Regions from separate parts of the Homo sapiens genome. Here region 1 is linked to region 2. Evidence: chromatin contacts called from ENCODE Hi-C or POLR2A ChIA-PET data. All regions are on one chromosome and are shown on one strand. The core of a region is the stretch at or near the end of the contact, and the rest is flanking DNA. Distances in the headings are between cores, read along the strand shown.

Region 1 (3,574 bases), core at 1,021-3,520, 360 kb after region 2:
TTTCAGAGTTGGTGCACATTTCCTGTGCTCTCTTCCCTGGCCGCAGCAACAGCCAGGAAAGAGAACAGCTCCCGTGTTGAGAAGGTGGCATCGTCAGATGGTACAGCACCCTTCGGATTGGCAGCCATCAGCACATCCCTCTGCCGAAGAGCTGTCCAGAGGATGTAACATCAGTGAGAGACAAATGCCTGTTGCCTCCAGCCACTGAGATTCTGAGGTTGTTTGTTACCACAGCATTACCTAACCTATTCTAATACAAGACAAGATGTATGCGGGACCCTTAGCATGGCTCCGATACATAGTAAGTACTTGATAAATATGCCATGACTGAAGAAATAGTCAAACAAATCTGTGAACAAATGAATAGACTAGTAAATATGTCCAAACTGGAGCTGTGCTCCCTCAGGAAGGTCTGGACAAGTCTCCTGGCACCTTCGAGGTGAATGTAAATGCCTTATTCATGTGCCACTGGTGGCCATGTTACACCTGAACAGTAGGGATGGCTGTCCTTTATGACTTTTCTCCCTGCTTATCCAGGAATGCAATGTCACCCATGCAAGCCCCACACTTCTCCCTGGACTCCACCTCTCCCTGCCACCTGTAACTGAGGATTCCGGGAGTTGGGGCTCTCGGTTCTGGTGTGTTTGCCATCAGGAGAGTCACACTCCCAGCAAAGTGATGCTGGAGGATCCCTTGAGCCTCCCCACCACCCACCGCCCACAAGGCACGGTCCAGAGAGAAGGGGCTGGGGAGCGGGAATCAGAGGCAACTAGTTGCTGTTCTTCTCCAGTCCTGGAAACTGAGGGGCCTTCACAGGAAGCTACTTCACACAACTCAGACCCATCCAGTTGAAAATAGACAGGCCTCAGCCCAGAAGGGAGCTGAAAACGGCCATGAGCAACCCCTGTAGAGTGCACAGGGGTTTGTAGCTTTACCATGTATTGTTTTCATATCCAGTGCCTGCTGTGGTCCCAACAGCAACTCGATGAAGTTGCCTGGATTGGAATCATGATTGCCCCATTTTACAAAAAAAAGAAACTAAGGCTGGGATAGGGAGATGAATTCTTCAAGACACTCCGTAGTGTCTAGAGGAGCTGGACTCAGTCATTGCTATCAGGAGCTGGCCTGAGTCTTCCCTCTGCCCACCGAAGGAGGGGCTGACAGCCCTTTTTTTATTTTTTCACATCAAGGACATCCTTTTTCTTCTGGCAGATACCTACTGCTTGATGAAGCAGGCGTATGGTGTGTTCACCAACAATCTTTAAAGACTGCTCCCCATAACTATAAAAGCAATAAAAAGGAGAGAGAGGGAGGAAGGAGAGAAACCAACACATCACCCAGGGGAAGAAGGGAGAGAGAAAAGCCTTCTTCTGAAGGACTAAGGTCCTGGCCCCACTGCAATGCGGGGTGTGTGCATCAGAGGTAGCCAGCAGCAAGGCACCGGGCATGTGATCAGAGTCACTGCTGAGTGGACCTGAGGCCAGAGCTGGGAACTAGCAAGGGCCAAGTCCAAAAGCAAAGGCGAAATGGAGCTGGGAGAGTAAGCGCCAGGTCAGGTGGTGGGGAGGAGGATGCTGAGGACAGGTCCGGAAAGCCTGGGGGTGCCGGAGTCCCCATTCTGTGGTGTTTTTGCAGGTTTGAGGACAGGTGTGGTGGCCACAGGGGACCTGCAGGGCGAGGTGTAGTTTCCTCTTCTGGCCGATGAAGTGGTTGACCCTGGGTTTCTCTGCTTGCCCCCAGCTCTGACGTTGAGATGGTTTTTCATGAACCGAAAGCTTTTCGATTCTCAATCTCTAGACCACTGAGAGCTGTGTCACATCCAGACTCAGAGCTAACCAGCAAGCACAGGAGATACCACTGCGCTCTCCCCTTCATACCTCACGACCCAACCAGGAGAGCAGTTCATGCCTGCCGTACCGATGGGGAAACTGAGGCTTTAAGAGGCGAAGGTACTTCCCTAAGTACCACAACTAGGAAGTGGAGAAATTTGAATGCACTCCTAGCTGACTGCAAACTTCAGGTTATTTCTACTGCATGAAGCTGCTTCCTAAGTTCAGAGTAAAGATCCACCCAGGGTCACAGTCCCCTGGGGCCATTTTTCAGAAAGTTGGCCACCTACATCAATGAACTAAAAAGGAGCAGTGATAAGGCTCCATCTCTTTCCTTTCCTTTGCCCAAAGAGAATGAGCACTCATACCAACAGCAGTAGTGCAGAAAGCCATTTGCCCCCGTGTCCTTTACAGAGACAAACAGATAACCCTTATTTGCAAGCTGGGTAAAATATTAACTCAGCACCCAAGGGCGCTGTCCAATACAAGCAAGACAAAGTCCTTGGCTTTAGTTTGGGAGCTCAGAACTAAGCATCCACCCTCAGGCTGTCCTCCCACACCCCCAGGTGCAGGGTCCCCTTCCCTCACCATTACAGCATTGCAAGAAGGCAGCACAATGCCTCCGCAGCCTGGAGAAGCAAGGGAGAGCACAGTCCTCACATCCAACTAAAGGTTCCCTAAGGTGCAGGGCTGTGTTTGCACCCTCTGCCTGCTCAGACAGCCATTCCAGGAAGTGATTTTGCTTCTGCATGTACTCCTATGGGTGCCACCCACCCTCACTTTTGGTCTCACCCACTGTGACCCGGCAGAGACTCCACATCATGATGGCTTTCAAGAGGTACAGCTCCCACTCTCCTGGCTGGCTCAGGAAGGGAGTGGCCTCTCCCAGATGTACCAAAGTGCCTTTTCTCTGGGCCCTCAGTGGCATCTCCACTGCTGTTGTCTGCCCATTGGCTGAGCACCACATGCTCCAAGCCTGTGTCCACCACTGCTGTGGACACGCTCAGGCAGCCAGAGGGGAGCAGGCAGTGACAGATCTCAGATGGTGCTGGACGAGGGCTCTGGCCATCTCTTATTTTCTCAGTCCCTATAGGGGCCAACTCGCCTTCCCAACTGGTTGAAAAAAAAAATGACCTACCTGGAAATCAACTTCCCCTCCTTAACTCGAAGTGATGTTAAAATCTTAGGAAGTAGGACATTGCTGCTGGCAGTAAACCTCCCCCACCAGAGCACATGAAGAATAAAAACAAACAAACAAACAAAAGTCTTAGGTGGTTGGCAGTGTAAGCACAGCAGTGACTTTTGGACGGACGGCTCCAACCACAGGACTGAAACCTAAAATGACCCAGGCAATCAGCCCCAAATAAACGAAGCAGGCAGCAAAGACCTCTCAGGTCTGTACTTACTAGTCACGTTATGAGGCCACCTGGAAATAGTAGCCACCCCAATCCCTCCACCCCATACCTCAGAGCCTTTGTTTATGTTGTTCTCTGTCTAGAAGGACCTTCTCTACCTCATTCATTCCTACATAAGCTCAGTGCCACCACCTCAGTGAAGCCTCCCTTAACCTACACAGCCCTGAACTTCACAATCACAGTTACTTGTTTTTTTCTCTAATCATCCCCTAATTTAAGCGTGGCTATTGGACAGCACTTGCCATGTTTTACTATACTTAGCTCTTTTAAACATCAGATTTCTAGAATAGTTCAAATTATTTCTAAGGAGAGAATATATTTTGCAAACCC
Region 2 (3,666 bases), core at 339-2,838:
CTCAGCTCTGAATCTAAAAGTATTCCTGTAATATTTTATCCAGAATATCTGTATGCTTTATCTCAGGAGGGCTTTTCAGGCTCTCTGGTCATTTGCCAGAAATACCATAGCACGAGTTTCTTTCTAAACGTAGTCACTTTTTCACTCATTGTTAAATGTCACCTTTATTTTGAAAGGATGGATTATGGGTATATTAAAAATATCTACTAGGTAGCATACTACTGGCAGCTACCTATCACCAAACGAATAGCAAAGTTATAATAATTTGTGGGGTTTTTTGTAAGAGAAAAATGTGTACCTAAGTTCCTTGCCATGAGATGACTTATAGAATCTTCACAGTTACTTGCCATCTCCCATTTAAAATAATTACTGAATCCAACCTAATTGGACAAATATGAACTACAATGCCCTGTAATAAGCTCAGAATGATAGAGCAGATGAGGGTTTCTCCGTCTACCTGTCTAAGTTATAGACATCTCACTGACATGTCTTGGATTATGTCTGGGCATCATCAATGTTAATAAAACTTAAATTCTATGTTTTGTAATCAAATAAAAATACATAGAAGTTCTAATATTTTATTTCCTTCATGCCAGTGGCTAATCTCATCTTGGTTGGGGTAAGTTACTTCTGGCATGTAGTGGGTGGAGGCCAGGAATTCTGGCTTAAACATCCTACAATGCGCAAGACTCCCCTCCGTGGCTGAATTGTTTTGTCAAAGATGTTGAAAATGCTCAGTTTGAGAAGCACCGAGTCAGACACGGAGGAAGTGTGGCAATTTCAGGCTCTGGTTTCACTCCTCACTGCCGCCCTTCACAGTCCTCCTGATTCAGGTGTACCACGCTATGCTTCCTTCCCCAATCGTAAATATCCTCTTCGTGTCTTTTCTTCCAGAGCTTCACACACTTCATGGGCATGGTGTGTGAATTGTTTTCCAGCTGCAGCATTTCTAACTGAATCTCTGTCTCAGAGCTAGATGGTGTCCACAGGGTTCAAGAGAAGGGCACTTTTCCTAATCATTTACTTCAGGCTGTTATTCAGATGACATCATCCTTCTAAACCAAAGAGACTAGGAGGAAAAGGGGAGGGGGCGTTTACTTTTCCTGTAAAGCAAACTCCAGGTGACTGCAATACAGTATCTCACGTGGTCACAGGCTCTGGTTCTAAGAGCAAATATGAAGGTGGATGGGAAGAGATGGAGTGGAGAGTACGGGAACGGAATCAACACAGCAGGGTGTGTTTGTGTTGGGGGGAGATTTTGAAAGTCCCATATTTGGGCTGAGGAGACCCAGATGGCACCCCTGAACCTCCATGCAGCTTGGATAAGCTGGTAAGCAAGGTCCAGGGCAGACAGGCAGGCAGGAGGCCAACGAGAGGGAAACGCAGAGCTCCCAACTCCTTCCTGCAGAGGCTTGCAGGACTGTGTGCTAGAAATTAGAGGGGGCTTTTCACCTGTCTCTGTTCACTCATGACACAAACCCTTCCTTGAGGAAAGAGTCAGAGGTCAGTGAACGTGACAAAATCACCTCCCGTCGCTGTGAGGCTGGCCCGGGACTCTGCTGGCTGAGGCTAGGTAACTTGTTCCTCTCCGTGTCTCCCGTCCTGACCTCACCCAGGCCTGAGCCCGCCTTGCATCTAGAAGCTGTCTGGCCCATTAGTGTCCTTCCACTCCACAGAAGGTTCAGACTAGAAGGCTCTTGACCTCATGTACTCCTTTGCTCTGCATTTTAAACATGAAGAAACCAAGGGCATGATAGAGCTCTTTGTTCCCATTCAAGACATCTTATTTCTGAGGGCAGGTCTCCTTGGCCTGAGGGGCTTGAGAGCAGGCACTAACCTTGACTTTAGGGGCCCTAAAAAGGAAGTGAGCTGTGTCAGAAATGTGTCTGGGGCTCACCTTGGCAATGGGAGCCATTCAGCTTGTACCTAAAGGAACAGTTAGCCCAGAGTGAAACCCAATTCTTAGTTTAAAGAAACAGACGCAGAAAGACTTCTTAAGCCTGGATCAATGTCTTTCCCCACAAGGAGTGAGAAAATAAAAACAATGTTGAATCCTCTCACGCTGCTAATAAAAAGGAGACAGGGCTCAAGTGAGGGCAGCCAGGGAGCGCAGAAGGAGGCATTTTCCATTGAACTTTTTCTGCTTATGCAATAGATCTTCATTATCTACACTGTGCTGTGGCTCTCCAGCTCCCCCAGGGAGATGCTTAATGACATAAACTGCTTAATAAGCAGTGACTGGTGCCCCGGAAGAGCCGATGGAAGAGGAAAGCGGCCTGCTCCTATCTCCTAGTGTTCTGCATTTCTCTCTCACAGCTGATTTCAGATACTGGCCAGAGGGAGATAAAGGGCAGCTGGCTTCCCAACCAGACCAGCAGCATTTGCCCTGTTGGAAGGCTGGCTTCAGGCAACATTGCCACTCACTTTCCCTCATGAGGGGAAACGCGGCCTCCATTTTTTGTGCTCTTAAGCAAGAATTTCCTACTTTGGTGCTGTCTGTCTTAGGCTCCACCCAGAAGCCTCATTCACTTTTCTGAGATAGCGTCTTGCTCTGTCACCCAGGCTAAAGCGCAGTGGCATGATTTCGGCCCACTGCAACCTCTGCCTCCTGGGTTCAAGTGATTCTCTTGCCTCAGCCTCTCGAGTAGCTGGGACTACAGGTGTGTGCCACCATGCCTGGTTAATTTTTGTATTTTTAGTAGAGATGGGGTTTCACCATGCTGGCCAGGGTGATCTCAAACTCCTGGCCTCAAGTGATCTACCCACCTCAGCCTCCCAAAGTGCTGGGATTACAGGTATGAGCCACTGTGCCTCGCCATCATTCACTTTTATTTACCAAACATGTATTGCCGGGTAATTTTCTATGTGCTTACAGGTATTCATCTACATAAGCTGGGCGCAGTGGCTCACACCTGTAATCCCAACACTTTGGAAGGCAAAGGCGGGAGGATTGCTTGAACTCAGAAGTTCAAGACCAGCCTGGACAACATAGCGAGACCCTGTCTCTACAAAAAATACACAAATTAGCTAGGCATGGTGGTGCACACTTGTAGTCTCAGCTGCTTGGGAGGCTGAGGTGGGAGGATGACTTGAGCCTAGGAATTCAAGGCTACAGTGAGCTATGTTCACGCCACTACACTCTTGCCTGGGCGACAGAGTGATGCCCTGTCTCCAAAAAGGAAAAAAAAAATGGGTCACAGAGTTAAGTTCTATTTCTAAGCTCATTTTAAAGATGAGGAAACTGAGGCACAGAGAGATCAAATCTGCCCAGCCGCAAGGAACATGGTGGCTTTCCTATACTCCTAACCTCTGTTCTGGGCCGGGCCTGGCACTATGTTTCTCTCTGCTCTCCCCTGGGCCCACTCTGCACATGCTCCTCTTTCTCCTGAAGCCCTCCCAGGCTGCTCCCCTTCCCCCGCTCTCCTTGCCACTCTCAGCCTGTATCTCAGGTTCTACTGACCTCCTCTCAGGTACATTCTCATCTACACATTTTCAGCTAGTTCACTGTCCAAGATTTTCCTCCAAGATCAAAAATCAAGAGGAGACATTTCTCTCTCAAGGCAAAATCCTGAAAAACTGTCAAGGATGATAACACAGAGATATTGTCCTAATGTCGTTTATAACATTGAAAAATTGAGAACAGCATTAGTGTTCAGTAATAAGGGA

What was found. A loop is a pair of places that touch in the nucleus more often than their neighbours do. ChIA-PET counts read pairs that join two places held with the same protein, here RNA polymerase II (POLR2A). Pooled maps may share reads with other maps.
Region 1: a loop to region 2 is called in a pooled map, with 2.9 times the contacts of the local background. The contact joins two enhancer-like sites. A Hi-C loop is called at or near these places in 2 of 50 pooled maps. POLR2A ChIA-PET finds 5 or more read pairs at or near these places in 5 of 52 experiments (AG04450, HepG2, OCI-LY7 and 2 more).

Annotation. Positions count from the first base shown.
Region 1 is chr3:194,099,466-194,103,039 of GRCh38, forward strand. All of the region lies in intron 4 of LOC102724877, which reads left to right. Among named protein-coding and RNA genes, the nearest start is that of LINC02028, 30 kb to the left of the region's middle. RefSeq lists an enhancer at 1,472-1,761. Within about 2 kb of position 2,271, at least 5 of the 41 ENCODE cell types and tissues checked have a DNase peak (open chromatin) inside an H3K27ac peak, as active enhancers do; they include OCI-LY7, where a contact is called at or near this core.
Region 2 is chr3:193,743,128-193,746,793 of GRCh38, forward strand. No RefSeq gene overlaps it. Among named protein-coding and RNA genes, the nearest start is that of LINC02038, 99 kb to the right of the region's middle. Within about 2 kb of position 1,589, at least 8 of the 41 ENCODE cell types and tissues checked have a DNase peak (open chromatin) inside an H3K27ac peak, as active enhancers do; they include OCI-LY7, where a contact is called at or near this core.